3 separate regions of the Homo sapiens genome follow, and all the other regions are linked to region 1. A link is a loop called in an ENCODE intact Hi-C map of the cell type or tissue named here. Cell type or tissue: heart right ventricle. All regions are shown on one strand. Links, peaks and the distances in the headings refer to the core of each region. The heading gives the core; the rest is flanking DNA. Region 1 has its middle 20 kb from the start of ZNF287. Region 2 overlaps LRRC75A (leucine rich repeat containing 75A). Region 3 holds the start of ZNF624 (zinc finger protein 624).

What was found. Peaks named below come from ENCODE experiments on the same cell type or tissue, not always from the same donor. Only the 100,000 strongest peaks of a DNase experiment are listed, where the experiment ranks them.
Region 2: it touches region 1 in a loop (2.7-fold over the local background); 22 of 110 quality-filtered maps call a loop at or near these places.
Region 3: a loop joins it to region 1, with 2.6 times the contacts of the local background. A loop is called at or near these places in 19 of 110 quality-filtered maps.

Annotation. Positions count from the first base shown.
Region 1 is chr17:16,585,697-16,591,920 of GRCh38, reverse strand. No RefSeq gene overlaps it. Among named protein-coding and RNA genes, the nearest start is that of ZNF287, 20 kb to the right of the region's middle. RefSeq lists an enhancer at 2,712-2,781. In heart right ventricle, for the core only: CTCF peaks have their summits at 2,194 and 2,393 (motif pointing right); a DNase peak (open chromatin) is centred at 2,440; H3K4me3 peaks cover 1,082 bases; H3K27ac peaks cover 546 bases.
Region 2 is chr17:16,449,641-16,455,864 of GRCh38, reverse strand. All of the region lies in intron 2 of LRRC75A (leucine rich repeat containing 75A), which reads left to right. The region is part of intron 3 of SNHG29 (small nucleolar RNA host gene 29); the gene reads right to left. Among named protein-coding and RNA genes, the nearest start is that of SNORD65, 12 kb to the right of the region's middle. RefSeq lists an enhancer at 6,205-6,224. In heart right ventricle, for the core only: CTCF peaks have their summits at 2,241 and 2,448 (motif pointing left); a DNase peak (open chromatin) is centred at 2,444.
Region 3 is chr17:16,650,639-16,656,862 of GRCh38, reverse strand. It overlaps ZNF624 (zinc finger protein 624), which reads left to right and starts at 3,013. Exons shown (of 6, transcript NM_020787.4): 1 at 3,013-3,099. LOC124903934 (a long non-coding RNA gene) reads right to left here and starts at 2,971. Exons shown (of 4, transcript XR_007065639.1): 1 at 2,893-2,971; 2 at 1,665-2,779; 3 at 445-1,215. RefSeq lists a silencer at 3,104-3,303 and an enhancer at 3,259-3,769. In heart right ventricle, for the core only: no CTCF peak of the experiment used is centred there; a DNase peak (open chromatin) is centred at 3,082; H3K4me3 peaks cover 1,629 bases; H3K27ac peaks cover 1,643 bases.

The sequences.
Region 1 (6,224 bases), core at 1,231-3,730:
CTGAATTCAATTTGGTAGTATTTTGATGATTTTTTCTATCTGTATGCATAAAAGATATTGGTTTGTACTGAGAAAACATTGTATTGGTTTTCTCTTCTTATGAAGTCTTTTTCACAAATACTAGGGTAATGCTGTCCTCATAGAAAGGGTTAGGATCGGTTATCTTCTATTTTGGGGTGTAGGACAGATGGTTAGAGTTTGAGATGGATTGGTGTTAATTCTTCTGCAAATGTTTTGTAGAAATTGCCAGTGAAGCCATTTGGCCCTGGCCCTTTTTGTTGTTAAAAGGTTTCTGATTCATTCTATTTATTTAAAAAGATATCCTGGCCGGGCGCAGTGGCTCACGCCTGTAATCCCACGACTTTGGGAGGCCGAGGCGGGCGGATCACGAGGTCAGGAGTTCAAGACCAGTCTGACCAACATGGTGAAACCCCATCTCTACTAAAAATACAAAAATTAGCCAGGTGTGGTGGCACACACCTGTAATTTCAGCTACTCAGGAGGCTGAGGCAGGAGAATTGCTTGAACCTGAGAGGCCAAGATTGCAGTGAGCCAAGATCGTGCCACTGCACTCAAGCCTGGGTGACAGAGTGAGACTCTGTCTCAAAAAAAAAAAAAAAAAAAAGATATCCTTAGATTCTCCATTTCTTCTTCAATCTGTTTTGGAAGTCTGAGTGCTTCTAAGAATTTATCCTTGGGAGGCCGAGGAGGGTGGATCATGAGGTCAAGAGATTGAGACCATCCTGGCCAACATGGTGAAACCCCGTCTCTACTAGAAATACAAAAATTAGCTGGGAGTGGTGGTGCACGCCTGTTGTCCCAACTACTCAGGAGGCTGAGGCAGGAGAAACGCTTGAACCCGGGAGGCAGAGGCAGAGGTTGCAGTGAGCCAAGATCGTGCCACTGCACTCCAGCCTGATGACAGTGTGAGACTCTGTCTCAAAATGTATCCATTTCATCTAGATTACCTACTTTGTTGGGATACAATTGATTTAATATTCTCTTATAATTCTGTGTATTTCTTCAAAATCAATAGTCACGTCCCCACTTTTATTTCTGATTTAATGTTTTAGTTTTATATAAATTTTCATATTGCAATAATTTTATTATATTACTGTTAAATATTGTTAAATAATTAGGAAAAATAATAAAATAACAGTGTTTTAATAATCTTTCTCTTCTTACTCTACCTGAAGTTTTGTCAATTTTCTTGACCTTTTCAAAGGACCAACTTTGGGTTTTGTTGATTTTTTCCCTATTTTTCTATCCTCTATTTTGTTTAACTATGCTCTAATCTTTATTATTTCCTTCTGTCTTAGTCCATTTGTGCTTCTACAACAAAATACCACAGGCCACATAATTTATTTTTCAAAAATCAGAAATTTATTTTCTTACAGTTCTGGAGGCTGGGAAGTCCAAGATCAAGGTGCCAGCATCTTGTGAGGGCCTTCTTGCTATGTTATCCCATGGGAGAAAGCAGAAGGGCCAAGAAAAGGGAAGAGAGAGCAAGAGAGTGCTGAACTTGTCCTTTTGAAAGGAACACACTCCCTTAATAATGGCATTAATCCACTCATGAGGACAGAGTCCTCATGGCCTAATCACCTCTTAAAAGTCTTACCTCTTACCCCTGTTACATTGGAGATTAAGTTTCCAACACATGGACATTGGAGGACACATTTAAACTATAGCATCTTCCTTCTCCTAACTTTGGGTTTTGTTTTCTCTTCTTTATCCAGCTCCTTAAGGTGTAAAGTTAGGTTATTTATCTGATATCTTTGTTTTTTAAAGGTAAATGTTTACTCGTAAAATTTTCCCTTTGAAACTGCTTTCACTGATTGTCATAGTTTTGGTATGTTGTGCTTCATTTTCATTTGTCTCATCGTATTTTCCAATTTCCCATGTTATTTTTTCTTTGACCATTGGTTGTTTAAGAGTGTGTTGTTTAATTCTCACGTATTTGTGAATGTTCCAGTTTTCCTTCTGTTAATGTTTCCTTATATTGTGGTTATAGAAAATATTGTATTACTTCAGTCTTTTAAAATTGATTGAGACTAGCTTTGTGACCTAATTTGTGGTCTAATCTGGAGACTGTTCCATGCGTGTTAGAGAATACTAGAGGATATTCTGAAGCTGTTGGGTGGAGTGTAACGGCTTTGAATAATCTGAAGTTCAGTAGTTAAAGAGGATGGCCAGGGCCAGGCATAGTGGCTCACGCCTGTAATTCCAGCACTTTGGGAGGCCGAGGCGGGTGGATCACCTGAGGTCAGGACTTCCAAACCAGCCTGGCCAACATGGCGAAACCGCGTCTCTACTGAAAATACCAAAAAGCAATAGAGGATGGCCGGAGGGAGCCCAAGTCCCTAAAACGCAAAGCTCCCTGCACTGCACCTAGAGGGCCGCAAGAGGGCGCGCGAACCCGCCCTGGCTGACTTGCCGGCGCGCATGCGTGTTCCGCCTGCGGACTGCCTTGTCTGCAGTGAGGCAGAGCGCTGCGTTCCTTGAGGACCCCGGGGAGGCGCGGTCGCGGCTTCGTGACAACCTGGGGCCGAGTCCTCCGTGAGGAAACAGCCTGTGCGGGCCCTGACGGCTGTGGAGGGAGCTGTTCCCCGGCTTCTCCAGGGACATTTTTCGGGGCTTTCTGCATGGTGCCTGGGTTTCTGCCTCACTCGCGCGCGGTGCCCCGCAGGGCCTCTGGCCAGTTCCCTCTCGCAGGGAGCGGCGGAACTCCCGGTGTCCTGGCGCGAGGTGGCGGCTTCTGGGAGAAGTCCCCAGACCCTCCGAGGAGGAGGAATCGCTGACGGCGGGAAGGGGGTGGGCGGAATCCCAGGCCGCTCCGTCCCTGTGAGCCCGGCGGGACCGGGAGACCGGCGCTCCCCTCCCGTGGACCGGCCTCTGTGAAGCCTTTAAGGTTCGTTTTTGCTACAACGTGAAAGTAGTTTAAAAACATAAGAAACTGTAAAGTGAGTGTATTAAAACTCGCATCATTCCTGGCCAACATGATGAAACCCCGTCTCTACTATAAATTCAAAAATAAGCCGGGCGTGGTGGCGCACGCCTGTAGTCCCAGCTACAGGGGAGGCTGAGGCACAATTGCTTGAACCCAGGAGGTGGAGGTAGCAGTGAGCCAAGATCACACCACTGCACTCCAGCCTGAGCGACAGAGGGAGACTCTGTCTCCAAAAGAAAAAGAAATCTGAGCGTAGATGCAAACTGAGACACTGAGACTTCCTCCTTGTAGTAGTCAGGACCAGGCGATTGAAGTAATTCTGTCCTGTGGGGTTCGGCATCATGCACGTTTCCCCTGGGCCGTCCTCTGATGCAGGGCACTTGCTCCACACTCTGGGAACCCAGATTCACCAGTCTGCCCTGTCACATAGTTGAAGGAGTTGCATTTATCTTTCTGGCTCCCAATTCCTTTAAAATTACATTTGTTGCAGAACCTCCACAAGGCGAAATGAAATAAAATTACATTTGTGACCATCAGAGAACTGAAGGAACTATTAACTGGCCGTCCTGGTTTTGCTGAGATCAGGCTGTTGACAGCTCCTGGTTGGCCCACAGCTACCTATGTCAGTTATCTCCATTAACATTTCCAAGAATCTTTGTAGGACAATTTCTCCACCTGCAAGTTCTTTCAAGTAGAACCCTTCTTTCCTTTAAGGCAATTAGCCCATTGCCAAAAGGTTTTACTGTCTTAAAGCTGGAACTGTCTTTCTGAGATCTAATTCCAGGGACTTCTCCACAGCTAAGTGAGGTGCCTCACACCAGTATTAGGTGATTCTTTGTGTGGACAGAACAGAGCATTTTCATCTTGTGTTTAAAGCAATTTCTTGGCTTCGGCTCCTCACCACTTTCTATACCAGTCTCCCATTCACGTCCCTAGTAATGCCTATGCAAAAAAAAAAAGAAAAAAGAAAGAAAAAGAAAAAGCTGACGGTGAAACCTACAGGTTTAAGGGCTTAAATCTCAGACTTTGTGTTAGGAGAAACAGGAGTGTGCTGAGAGGGCAAGCAATAAAACAAGTCATACCAAAAAGCCACATTGCTCTCTCCTAAGCCCCAACCCCACTCCACTCCTGAGGCCAGTGGTCCAGACAGAAAATAACTGGAGAAGACGAGGAGGTCAAAGGATCAGGGAACTAAGCATTATGTGAATTCACCAGCAAGATGTACAGAACGCTTGTGTTTACATTGTTTTTATGGAACTAGCAGAATAAAACTGATCTATTTTAAAAATGAAAAAAAAACTCACATCATTTTAACTTTAAATAGTTTATACCAAAGGAAAGTTTTAATACATTTGCCTTCCTGGCTTTAATGAAAGCAAACATATCAATAACATTTTAAAAATATACTTCTTAGCTTATCTCATTTTCATTTGAACATGTCCAACAATTCCTCATGACACAGTGACAGTCTTAAATAGCTGTCAATTAATTTCAGCTTACAAAAACTTCTTTTGTGGGACCCCCATTATGACTGGTATCGCTAAAAATTATGTATTAGAACATGTTGGGAAGCAGAGGGAGAAAATAATTATATATCAGATCCACTTCCACATTTAGGAAAGAACTAAGCAAAATGTGTTCATCAGTTTTGGACATTGAAACATTATCGTTTGGTTTGGTTTTTTAAATGCCAACTATTGTATCATCTGAGGAACTGACATTTAAACTGGCACTGAGCAGTGTGAGTGTGGGGTGGGAATACTGTCTGGGTATTGGTGTGGAAGTGAATGGCGATTGTGGAGCTCCGTGTAGAGATCACAGCTATGCTTGACAGTGGTTTTGAGAGGCCGTGTCAGATTCATGACTGGGTACTAGTGGAGCCATTATCTGAGATTAGAGATTAGAGGACAAGTCACTTTTATTTGGGGAGGAAGTTGAGGGCCTCAGTTTGAAATGTATTACATCTTAAGTGCCTATAACACGCAGAGACTGTGCCTCAAATGAAATCTAGACTGAGCTTTCAGATGTCATCACCATCAAGATAATGATGGGAGAAATTGCTGCAGCAAGTGAAGACATGCAGGAGGTTTCCAAGGCAGCTATAGTGAAAGGGGCACACGGGTGGGGACTGGGTCTCAGAATGTTCCCTGATACTCTTCAGGGGGGCTTTGCACAGGACACCAGCAAGGAGTGTTCGTGGACTAGGTTTGAAGACAGTCAGCCTGAGATGTCAGAGGAGTCTGGCAAAAGAATGATCTCAAAAGGAGGCCGTGGTCAAATTAGTCTTTGTTTGTTTGTTTGTTTTTGAGATGGACTCTTGCTTTGTCACCCAGGCTGGAGTGTGGTGGCGGGATCTCAGCTCACTGAAACCTCGCCTCCTGCGTTCAAGCGATTCTTCTGCCTCAGCCTCCCAAGTAGCTGGGACTACAGGCGCCCGCCACCATGCCCGGCTAATTTTTGTATTTTTAGTAGAGACAAGGTTTCAATATATCAGCCAGGCTGGTCTCAAACTCCCGAACTCAAGTGATCCACCCACTTCAACCTCCCAAAGTGCTGAGATTACAGGCATGAGCTACCATGCCTGGCACTACCCAGATATTTTAATCCAATGAGTATTTTAAGTCATTTTCTTGGGACTAAAACACAATTGAAACGTGACCTCTTTTGGGGAATTTGCCTTTTCCTAGGCTTCTCTGACATCTCAGCTGTGGAAACAATTTTAAGTCATTTTCTTGGGACTAAAACACAATTGAAACGTGACCTCTTTTGGGGAATTTGCCTTTTCCTAGGCTTCTCTGACATCTCAGCTGTGGAAACATGGAGTTGTTTGATTTCCACTTTTCTACATAAACCACTTCCTCCACTGAGTACCCTGAAACTGTCTGCCCTTTTTTGCCCCATGTCAAACTCCATGGAAAAGTGCACTTACTTGCACAACTTCCTCTTCCAAATAAGTGGCATGCTGCCCTGGAATCTCTGCTTCAGTTCACTCTCATAACGCCAGAAGACGGCTGTAGTGTCAGCTGTGATTTTCTGTGTTTGTACTAATTGGAGTCTGTCCACACGTGTTCTTCAGAAGTCAGGCAAAGAGATGCTTGGACAGTGTGCATGTCCGCTCTCTGACTCTTGCCCTCTGGGATTCTATGGGGATGTTTTAGTGTCTATAGAGGCAGAAGGGACTCACTTGATTGTGGCAGGGACATACAGGGTAGAGAGTGCTCAGGAATTATGAGCTGGGATTTTCCCATCTGTGTGGCACTGACAGGCAGAGCAACTG
Region 2 (6,224 bases), core at 1,281-3,780, 140 kb after region 1:
AAGACAGGATTTCTCACAAGGAGGGCAGCAGATAGCGGTTAGGAGCATCAGCCTCAGAGCTGGCTGACTTTAGATCCTGACTCCGTCTTACAAGCTGGGAGGCCTTGCCCATCTATTTAAGTTCTTTTTGCCTCAGTTCCCTCATTTGTAAAGCGGGGTTATTAATAATACCTGTCTCATAGGGTTGTAGTAAGGTATGGGACTATAGTTTGTAGGGCACTTAGGGAGGTCGAGGCAGGTGGACCACTTGAGGTCAGGATTTGAGACCAGCCTGACCAACATGGTGAAACCCCGTCTCTAATAGAAATACAAAAAAAATTAGCCGGGCATGGATGGCGGGTGCCTGTAGTCCCAGCTACTCGGGAGGCTGAAGCAAGAGAACCGCTTGAATCTGGGAGATGGAGGTTGCATTGAGCTGAGATTGCGCCACTGCACTCCAGCCGGGCGACAGAGCAAGACTCCGTCTAAAAAAAAAAATTGTAGGGCAGAACTGTGTGGTACTTTTCCCTCACTCATTATAAGGGTCATGGCTGACACTCCTATAACCAGACACAGGGTAACAAAAAAGCAGAACAAATGTGTTTAATCAAAATTTTACGCAACATGGGAGCTTTCAGAAATGAAGACGCTCAGGTGAGGCACGGTGGCTCACACCTGTAATACCAGCACTTTGGGAGGCCGAGGCAGGCGGATCGTCTGAGGTCAGGAGTTCAAGACCAACCTGGCCAACATAGTGAAACCCTGTCTCTACTAAAAATACAAAAATTAGCTGGGCGTGGTGGCACGCGCCTGTAATCCCAGCTACTCGGGAGGCTAAGCCAGGAGAATCACTTGAACCTGGGAGACGGAGGTTGCAATGAGCTGAGATGGTGCCACTGTACTCCAGCCTGAGGGCGGGGACAGAGCAAGACTCCGTCACTAAAAAAAAAAAAGAAAAGAAAAGAAAAGAAAAGAAATGAGGACCCTTAGCCCCAGCTACCTGGGAGGCTGATACAGGAGGATTACATGAGTCCAGGAATTCAATACCAGCAAGGCCAATATAGTGAGACCCCCATCTCTTTAAAAAAAGAAAGAAATGAAGACCCCAAACCCCAGGGAAAGAGGTTTTTTTGTTTTTTTGGTTTTTTGTTTGTTAGAATTTGTTTATTTTAATTATATTTATTTATTTATTTTAAAACGGAATTTTGCTCTTGTTGCCCGGGCTGGAGTGCAGTGGCGTGATCTCGGCCCACCTCAACCTCTGCCTCCTGGGTTCACGCGATTCTCCTGCCTCAGCCTTCCGAGCAGCTGGGATTACAGACATGCACCACCATGCCTGGCTAATTTTGTATTTTCAGTAGAGATGGGGTTTCTCCATGTTGGTCAGGCTGGTCTCAAACTCCCAACCTCAGGTGATCCGCCCCCCTCTGCCTCCCAAAGTGCTGGGATTACAGGCATGAGCCACCACGCCTGGCCTGTTTGTTTGTTTGTTTTTTGACAGAGTCTCACTCTGTTGCCCAGGCTGGAGTGCAATGACGTGATCTCGGCTCACTGGACCCTCCACCTCCTGGGTTCAAGCAACTCTCCTGCCTCAGCCTACCAAGTAGCTGGGACTACAGGTGCCCGCCACCATGCCTAGCTAATTTTTTGTATTTTTAGTAGAGATGGAGTTTCGCCGTGTTGGCCAGGCTAGTCTCGAACTCCTGACCTCAGGTGATCCACCCACCTCGGCCTCCCAAAGTGCTGGGATTACAGGCGTGAGCCACCACACTCAGCCAGCTATCTGTTTTTATACTCAGGCTTGGTAAAGAGTGCACAAGCTTGTAGAAATGCGATTGGACAAAGGGTGTGATCTAATGGTGATAGGCCGAGGGGACCCAGGAAGGCTATCTGCTCAGATTCTTCTTGGCCTCTCTCTGCAGTGTTCCTTCCTACCCCTCTGGAATGGTCTTCAAGACAGAAGGGAGAGAGTGACCTGCCTAGTTTTATGGCTTGCTTTGAGGGAGAGGGGTTCTGGTCTCTGTGACCTGCCTTGGGGAAGAAGAATTCTGGTTTCTCTGACTCACTCTGGGGGAGAAGAAGGGCCAGAGACAGGAGGGCAGCAGAAGGGCAGAAAAACTTTGCTTCTGAGGCCTTCCAATTTCCGTTAGTTCAAAGCTCTCTGCTGGCCCCGGCGCCATGCTTTGGAATTGTGTTCTGAGCCCCAAAATGTTCATGCAAACAGTGCTCAGAGGAGATGCCCAATGCATCGCAGCTGCTCAATACATGTTAGCTGTTGTCAGTTTAGTTCAGACAAGCAGAAGGGAACTCTCACTCCTGAGAGAACATCAGCTCACTTGTGCTCTCAAGGCAACTCTATGAGGTGTCCATATCTATTGTTCCTGTCTAGCCAGTGAGGAGACGCAGGCTCCTCAGTTCTCCCTGGTAGTGGCAGATACACTTCCATCCCGAGCCTGGCCCTGTGCGTGGCTGCCCCCTTGTGGCAATGGCAGTGCAGTGATGCCCCCTTGTCCTCTGTTCTCGTGTGTGTGTGTGTGCGTGTGCGTGTGTGCGTGTGCGTGTGTGCGTGTGTGCGTGTGTGTGTGTGTTTAGGAGTCCCACACCAGTCCCACTCTGGCGCCCAGGCCAGAGTTCAGTGGCGCGATCTCGGCTCACTGCAACCTCCACCTCCCGGGTTCAAGCGATTCTCCTGCCACAGCCTCCCAAGTAGCTGGGACTACAGGCACCCACGACTACGCCTGGCTAATTTTTGTATTTTTAGTAGAGATGGGGTTTCACCATATTGGACAGGCTGGTGTCGAACTCCTGACCTTGTGATCCGCCTGCCTCGGCCTCCCAAAGTGCTGGGATTACAGGCGTGAACTACCGCGCCCGGCCTCTATTCTCTTCTTTTAAGGCTCAGCTGCCCAGGCTGAGAGGGTGGACAGGGATTTTGGCCCCAGATTTTGGAAACCCTGGGAAGTGATTGAAGGAGGAGCTGCAGCTGAGGGGCTCAGTTCTAAGCTTTGGAGACTGGCTACATTCTGTCCTGGGGTGGTTCCAGGAGTGATGCTGGGCAGACCACCTGATCCCACCCATGGTCTTTGAACCAGTGCTTCTCCACCTCAGCTGCACTAGGGAATCACCTGGGGACCTTTTAAAAATCCCCGTGTGGCCAGGCAGGGTGGCTCACACCTGTAATCCCAGCACTTTAGGAGGCTGAGGCGGGCAGATCACGAGGTCAGGAGTTCGAGACCAGGCTGGCCAACATGGTGAAACCCCATCTCTATTAAGATACAAAAAATTAGCGGGGTGTGGTGGCAGGCGTCTGTAATCAGCTACTTGGGAGGCTGAAGCAGGAGAATCGTTTGAACCTGGGAGATGGAGGTTGCAGTGAGCCAAGACCGCGCCACTGCACTCCAGCCTGGGCAACAGAGTGAGACTCCATCTCAAACAAAAAGAAAAAAAAAAAAATCCCTGTGCCTGAGCCACCCACCCATCATTGGGGTGGCCCAGGCATCAGTGTTATTTTGTTGTTGTTTGGTTTGGTTTGGTTTTTTGAGACTAGGTCTCACCCTGTCTGGAGTGCAGAGGTGTGATCACGGCTCACTGCAGCCTTCACTTTCGGGGCTCAAGAGCCTCCTACCTCAGCCTCCCGGGTAGCTGGGACTGCAGGCACATGCCACCATGATGGGCTTTTTTTTTTTTTTTTTTTTTTTTTGAGAGCAAGTCTCACTATATTGCCCAGGGTAGTCTTGAACTCCTGGGGTCAAGTGATCCTCCTGCCTCAGCCTCCCAAAGTGCTGGGATTACAAGAGTGAGCCACAGCACCTGGCCCATCAGTGGACTTTAAAGCTCCCCTGAGATTCCAGGCCGGGCGCGGTGGCTAACGCCTGTAATGGGAGGCCGAGGCGGGCGGATCACAAGGTCAGGAGATCGAGACCATCCTCGCTAACACAGTGAGACCCCCCGTCTCTACTAAAAATGCAAAAAAATTAGCCGGGCATGTTGGCGGGCGCCTGTAGTCCCAGCTACTGGAGAGGCTGAGGCAGGAGAATGGCGTGAACCCGGGAGGCGGAGCTTGCAGTGAGCCAAGATCGCGCCACTACACTCCATCCTGGGCGACAGAGCGATACTCCGTCTCAAAAAAAAGAAAAAAAAGCTCCCCTGAGATTCCGGTATGAAAGATTCCAAGGTAAAGAAGCACAGCTCTAGATGGGCCATCTCCAGTGTCACCTCCTATTCTCTGTTTTATTTATTTATTATTATTATTATTTTTTTTTTTGAGATGGAGTCTCACTCTGTCACCCAGGCTGGAGTGCAGTGGTGCGATCTCGGCTCACTGTAACCTCCGCCTCCTGGGTTCAAACAATTCTCCTGCCTCAGCACTCCGGAGCAGCTGGGATCACAGGCGCCCGCCGTCACGCCCAGCTAATTTTTGTATTCTTAGTAGAGACAGGGTTTTGCCATGTTGGCCAGGCTGATCTCGAACTCCTGACCTCAGGTGATCCATCCACCTTGGCCTCCCAACGTGCTGGGATTAACAGGCGTGAGCCACCGTGCCTGGCCCCTATTCTCCCTTTGAGCTCTAAGGTCGGCTCCCACCATGGCCCCACTCCCTGAACTTGTGCTGGCCATGGCCTCCTTGTTGGAGACCCAGTGGCCTCTGGGTGGGGGTCTAACCCCATTAGTCACTCTTCTTGGTGTCCAGACTCCACTACTCCTGCTGCTCTGATGGAGTCTTCTCTGACTGCTGTGTGTCCACTGTTCTCTCTCCCTCCTGCTTAGCTCATTCTCTGGCCAGGGGTTTAATCTTACTGATGAATGTGTCCAGCCTGGACCTGTCTTGAGCCCCAACCCCATAAGTCCAGTGGCATCCACAGCTGGAGGTATTGTGAGCTCCTCAAACTTACCATGGCCCCACATGAGCAGGTCACCCCCCTCCTGCCTTCTCACCCACTTCTTGTCTTGAGCCCCTTGCCTTCTACTCATGTCCCAAGCCCAAAGCCTAGACCCTCCTCACCCTCCCTGCCCACACCTTCTCCATCCAGCATATCAGTCAGCTGTGTGGCCTCTGTCCCCTCAGCCCCTTCCAATAGCCTGGCCCTGAGTCATCCTCTCCACCTCCTGTCCACCCCTCTCTCCATCTCCCAGTCTGAGGAACATCCCCCTTGAGGGACTCCCCTGCAGCCCCCATGACCAGCTCCTCCTGCTTCACCCGCCTTGCTTCCCTCCACACAGTCATGTGGCCAGGTTCAGCAAGAAGCTAAGTCTAGGAACCAAAAGATGTCAGCTCCAGGGGTGGGGAATGAAGCCGTAAAGGCAGATGCTCACCTGCCCCCACATCTGCAACACACAAGAGTGACACACAGGAGTGACAGGTGTAACACACAGGTGTGATACAGGTGCAAGTGGCAGGTGATACAAGCTTATTCATCAGACAGCCAGGCACCAGGAAGCTGGGGGCAGGGGTGGGGATGGGCTGTGAACTGGAGCCCAGGGGCCTCCTCCAAATCCGTTCTGTTCAGTCTCGGGCCCTCCTTTGCTTCCTGGGTCCCTCCACAGATGCCTCTCTCCTTTGGACATTCAACTGCCATCTTCCCAACTCCTCTCTCTCTTGTCCCCCTTCCTCAGAGTCTCCTTCTCTTGCCTTCCCATCAGCCCCAAGCCCATCCCCAGCCCTCTGGGCCTCAGGCTCCCCCACTGCATAATGGGAATAACGAAAGTATCTACTGCCTTGGGGTGCTGTGGGAATTCCATAACCTTCTTGCGTGATGTCTGGTGTGCAGGGCTGACAGTGGCTTGAACCATGGAGGGACCAGATGTGATCAGGCCCCAGGCCTTCACCTGCCCTCATGTCAGTAACACACCCCACAGCCGCCACATCACCAAGCCCTGCCACAGACTGTTTCCTCCTCACTCAAGGATGCCTCACGTTTTCTTTCTCCATCTGAAATCACTAACCCATCTGCTCTTAAAAGCTGAGCTCAGCCTGGGCGCGGTGGCTCACACCTGTAATCCCAGCACTTTGGGAGGCCAAGGCGGGTGGATCACTTGAGGTCAGGAGTTCAAGACCAGCCTGACCAACATGGTGAAACCCCATCTCTACTAAAAATACAAAAACTAGCCAGGTGTGATGGCGGGTGCCTGTAATCCCAACTACTCGGGAGGCTGAGGCAGGAGAATCACTCGAACCCAGGTGGCGGAGGTTGCAGTGAGCCGAGATCGTGCCATTGCACTCCAGCCTGGGTGACAGAGCAAGACTG
Region 3 (6,224 bases), core at 1,546-4,045, 65 kb before region 1:
GACCTCGTGATCCACCTGCCTCGGCCTCCCAAAGTGCTGGGATTACAGGCGTGAGCCACCGCGCCCGGCAGGGGTTTGGTTTGTTCGTGGTTTTTGGTTGGTTTGTTTGCTTGTTTTTTAGAGAGACAGGGTCTCGTTCTGTCACCTAGGCTGGAATTCAGTGTTGCAATCCTCACCCACTGCAGCCTTGAACTCCTGGGTTCAAGCGATCCTCCCACCTCAGCCTCTGAGTAGCTGGGACTACAGGCAAATGCCACCATGCCTGGTAAATTTTTAAATTTTTTTTAAGAGATGGGGTCTCACTATATTGCTCAAGCTGGTCTCAAACTGTTGGTTTCTAGCAATCCTCCCACCTTGGGCTCCCAAAGCACTCGGATTACAGGTGTGAGCCACTGTACCCAGGCAAAAGATAACTTTTGAACACCAACTGAGGATGTTACTTACAATGAATCTTATCCTCATTCTCATTTACTTATTTGGATGGAGTTTCCTGAAATTTGTCTCACTATCATCTAGGATCCTTTTTCTTTCTCTAACTGGGAGATTGTGTCTGGTTTGGGAACTGCAAGCCCTGTTCGGGAAAAGGGAAATAGAACTTCACTATGTTGGTGACAAAAAGCCATTCCGGAGTTCTATGTGGACATAATCTTTTGGAAGGCATGATCAATATAGGGAGTTCCATATGATTACAAAGGTAGTTGGGAGGGGTCAAATATGTGCTCCCAAGAATGGTAAAATATGCTGCATCACAGAACCAATATAAGTTAGCCAAAAATATATATTTTTCTAATTTTTTTAAAAAGGCAGAATTGAAGTACCTGAAAAGAGACTTTAAAAGAGACAGTCCTAGGTCTGGGGGATTGTCCTCAGGTAGAGTTTTCAAGATATGCTGATGAAAATATAAATTTTTCCCTTTACAAAGAGTAGAGTTTTTACTTGGAAATGGAGATAGAACTACTCCATAAGGGTTCATAAGATATCATAAATCCCTGAATCCTAAGGTCCATTTGGTCCAACAGAAAAATAGCGAGTCACAACAAAACTCTTCTTACCCAGAGAGACCAGGTTCCTGTAGTTTCCCAATATCACACCCTTGTGCAGAGTCCTTTTGAGGAATCCATTAAGTTCCACTCTTCCCAGACGAAGTCATCCCTTAATGTCACTGATTCCTAAGTATTCCATAACACATTATGATGATACAAATCTATTCATTACCTGGCCCAATGGGAGGAAAAATAAATGTAATGAAAGGAATATTCATGTAAACACAAAATGCTTATGTGGAAGAGAGCTTGCAGGTCATGCAATCAAATTCCCAAGAGGACATTTAAAAATTCTAAGCAAGGATTCATCTAATCTCTGCCTGAACTTCTCCAAAGAATTCAAATTCATTATTGCACAAGGTAGCCTACTCTATTTTCTAAAGCTGTTCGTTGTTAGCATAAAGTTATACAATCTGAATCAAAATCTATCTTCAAGTAACTTTTAACCATTGGTTTATTATTTGAAGCCAAAAAGCATTAGTTTCTTCCTTCACAGAAGAGTTCTTTAAGAGTTTAAAAATTACTAAATATAAAATGCACACAAAATTGCCTATAACAAATATCACTACAAATTGAACAGTGTACTCCTACCAAAATTAAGAAATAAAACACTACCAATACCTTTGAAGTCACCTGTGTGTCTGTCTTTCCTGGACTTTATCCCTGTAGAAGTAATAATCTACCCTAAATATTGTGTTAAACATTTTTTTTTAATAGTTTAACGAAATGTGTATGTTTCTCTAAACTTTCCTGGTGGCTTATTTTACATTCTGTTGTTTGTTGATAATGTTTTTAATTCCATCTATCATGTCCTTAAACATTTTAAATGTAATAATTTTAAATTTTTAATCAAATGAGCTCTGCCTCTGAAGTTTTGGGGGATATATTTCTGCCGTTTATTGTTTGTGCTGATTTTCAGTCACAGTGTCTTATTTTATTATTTGTTTTGTAATGTTTAAGTTTTGGACTTCTGTTTGGCTCATCTTCATCTGTGGGGAATGTGAGGGAACTGGGATCTCCAAAAGACATTTGCTTAGTTTCTAATTTCAGAGTGTATTGAATAAATATTTTGAGTAATCTTTTTCACTGGAAATTTCGTTTTATTCCAGTCCTCCTGTGAATATCCTGTTGTTTTGATTACTCTTCAATGCCACTCTCCTTAGAAGATGTACCTCATTCCGTGTGCATTTCGATATGTGGAAGTGTGTTGGGAGGTGGGGTCCCAAATTATTCATTCATTCTTCCTTCGTTTCATTCAGTATGCAAGCAGTCTCCTAAGTAGGCACTCTGAGTGATAAACTCCATGAGATGTAGTTTCTATCCTCAAAAAATACCGCCTTTGGTAGGGATAAAGTAAATAGACCTTAATATAGCTCTTGGACGAGCAGCCCTTGAATAAGTGGTCAAATAAATTTGTTGCAAATAAATACTTTCAGTCATTGTGTTTTAAGAATTATCATTTGTATGCATTGAGGAGAACTTCTACAGCTATTTGTCTTCAGAAAGGTTTTTTCTTTGTATTTCGAAGAATTTTGGCCTTAAAATTTCCAGCTTATTTTCAGACATTCATATCCATTCTACTTAATTGGCATTATAGTCATCAATTGTTGTCTCTTCCAACTCTGAGGGAATTGTCATAAAGGGAATTGTTCAGAAATATGTGTTTCCAAGCACTTGTTCACATATTTGTCTGGATCACATCTATCTGTTCTCTCGACGGCTTTCTTTAGTCGCACCTAAATGTTCCAAGACAAGGGTTGTGTCATTATTTGTATCTCTAGTGCTATTGCTTTTGACACATAGTCAAGGCTTCTCAACAGAAGTGTATCCAATTGGAATTTTTTCTCACCCTCGAAGAGCCAATTCCTTCACTAACGCAGACAAAAGGGGCGGGGGGCTCAGGCGCTGAGGATTCTGGGCACTGTAGTTCCGACGCTCCGGCTGCGCAGGCGCAATGCCCTGCCTGGAGGCCGGCACCGCCGAGCCGCCGCCATTGCTGGAAGCGTTCCCGCCCTGCTCTGCGAGTTCCCTCAGTTGTCCTCAGTTCGGCCGCCAGGTACTCGTTGTCCCGGGCGCCTGGCCTCGGTTGCCCGCCGCCCCTCCCTTGGCGCTTGGCTCCCGGCGGCGTCCGGGGCGTGGCCGTTCCCTCTAGAGCCCCTGTCCCTGAGCGGACCCGCCCACTCCTGAGAGGCGATTGGGGCTGGGCCTCCTTCCCGAGTGTGGGTTCAGTCTCCAGCTGGCCTCCCTCACAGGTAGGGCCGCGTGCCCTATGCGGCCTCCTAGTCCGGGTCCAAACCCGGGAACCCCCTCCCTGCGGGCCTGGCGGCGCTGGGGTTAAAAAGAGCCGGGCGCAGGGCGCAGGGAGTCGAGTAGGGCGGGCGGGCCCCTGACCCGACTTTCCCGGTCTTCCCAGCCCCGCGCCTTGCAGGCCCTGAGGAGGGCATACCCGAAGTGGGTAGAGGAGAGCAGTTAGGGAAAGAAGGCGAGGTTGGCAGGAGCATATCCGCTCTGGCTTCTGAACTGGCAGGGATGGAACTAGGTTCCACATCGGGGGACCTGCGCTACTCAGTAACCGAGGCAGCTTTTCCTGAAATGTCACATTTCAAATACTGTAATCACCTTTTAATCACTTGTCACTCCCTGACATGACAATGGTATTATTGCATTGGTTGGGAAATGCTGGACTGGTACATGGCGCTGAGATTCTCAGCAAAAACATGGACCCTTCATTATTTCTAAATAACTGCACTGGCCAAGGAAGCAAAACAAGTAAAGTTTCTCCTTAAGTCTCTGGATACGTTTGCAATAGTTGGAAAGACAGAGCTTGTAAATAGGGAAATTATAACTGGGGAATAGTGGCCTAGATATCTTCTGCATAATGACAAAGGGGACAGTAGAAACATATAAGGTGGCTACTGTCATGTACTAATAGCTGATTCGTTGTGCTCAAGTGACTTGCCTGTGGTCACAGTTTTACGGTAGCCAAAGCAGGGTTAGAACCTGGGGATGTGGCCAGCCACTCTGGGATTTTATTCCTATTCCACACTCCTATGTATAGGTAGATACTTCTTCTTGTCTGCTTGGAGAGTACAGAAAAGCAGAAAGAAGGGTAAACATCACAGCCCCAGGTCTCAGAGGTCTCAGTAGAGTTTTGGGTTACTCAGTCTTTTTTTCTATGCATTACATTTGCACAATTGAGATCAAGCTGAATATATTAAATGTTAAATATTGTTTATTCTAATTATAAAATAAAACAAGGGATTTATTGTAGTTTGGTTGTTAAACATATGTTACGAGCATAATCTACATAATCTACATAAAGTATTGCCAAAGAGTTTATTAATATTTACAAATATTTTAAAAATGATGACTCAGCTCACTCTTGATAAATGTTAAAGATGCAGAAAACCATTACTCTAGACCTTCGGAATTGAAAATGCCTTATGTTGCTCTTTGTAGGTCTGCTTTAGTGTTCGGGGGTTGCGGGATGGGGCAATATTCTTGGCTCATTTTTTTTCTTTGCAACCTTGTAAAACTTGGGGGTCAGTGTATGGGCTTGGGAGGGAGAGTCAGTTTTCAAGCTCTCTGAAGTAATATGCAACATCATATATGCATGTGCATTATTTTGTGGACAAGGTCAGATTCTCAGATGGGTCCGTACCCCCCCAAAAATTAAGATTTACTGGTATGCATAGATTGTGTAGTGGTGAGATCAGGGCTTTCAGGGTATCTGTCCCTAGAATAACGTACATTATACCCATTAAGTAATTCCTTATTCTCCACCCCCCTCCCACTCCTTCACCCTTCAGAATCCCTATTGTGTAACAGGCAATATTTCTTAAAATATTACACTAAAACTAAAACATTATATAATTTAACATTATATAATTAACATGTTAACATTATATTAAACTAAATATTTCTTAAGGTGTACTTGTTCAAGCTGTATATTTCTGTGCCTCACATCTAGAGATCCTGATTTTGATCTTGGATGGGGCCAAATAATTTCCTTTTTAATAAGCATATCCAGTGAGTTTTTTGCATTCTCAGATTTGAGACCCCTCTAGTTATACATGTGGCGTTTTCATTAGAAAACAGGAGAGGAGTCATAATTTTCATTAGATTTGCAAAAGGCTCTATGACAGAAAAATCTAGAGAAACACTGGCATAAGGCAAAACCACTTACTGGTTACCTTGAGGCTTCAATACAGGAATCCCCTCAGACTATTCTTTCTTTACCTCTTTTATCTCCACACTGTACCGCTTTCCTCCCTCAACTTCTCATTGTTTCTCTTCCACCAAAACCTTTTCATTGTGCCTAGGAAAGCCCCAGTGTCATGAAACAGGTCACTCTACATTTTTAAGATACTCACTTTTTTTTTTTTTTTTTGAGATGGAGTCTCGCTGTGTCGCCCAGGCAGGAGTGCAGTGACACAATCTCTGCTCACTGCAACCTCCACCTCCCAAGTTCAAGCAATTCTAGTGCCTCAGCCTCCCGAGTAGCTGGGACTACAGGCGTGCACCACCACACCTGGCTGATCATTTTGTATTTTTTAGTAGAGTCAGGGTTTCACCGTGTCAGCCAGGCTGGTCTCAAACTCCTGACCTCAGGTGCTCTGCCCGCCTCGGCCTCCCAAAGTGCTGGGATTACAGGTATGAGCCACCATGCCCAGCCAAGATATTTACATATTTTCTTGATTTAACTAACCCTGGTCTCCTCCTTGAGTTAATACATTAATCTGACAGTATATGTTTCAGTATACCCATATCTAGTTAATTTTTATATCTCTAATATTCTTTGCATTCTTGATAACCTTGCTTTATATATTCTTGTTTTTCAGAGAATAATGGTTAAGTACTTCAAGTATCTTTTCAGATGAGCTTCTGATTGTTAGACACTGTAAGGTTAGATTAAGTTCTGCTATGTTTATTGAGCAAAGCTACTGAACGTTATGAGAAGCAAGGTGCACATTCAGGGAAGGAGCAGATTCCACATGTTTAAGCATAACAAAGGCCCTACTTGCAGGACCATATAATTGCTTATAACACTTTTTGTACAAAAACTTAATACTTATTATGTCACTGCCCTCATGAATAAAGATTCATGAGGCTAGTATTACCATCCTAGAAGAATTTATATTGACAATCTGTACTGTTTGATATCCTACATCAGGCACTCCT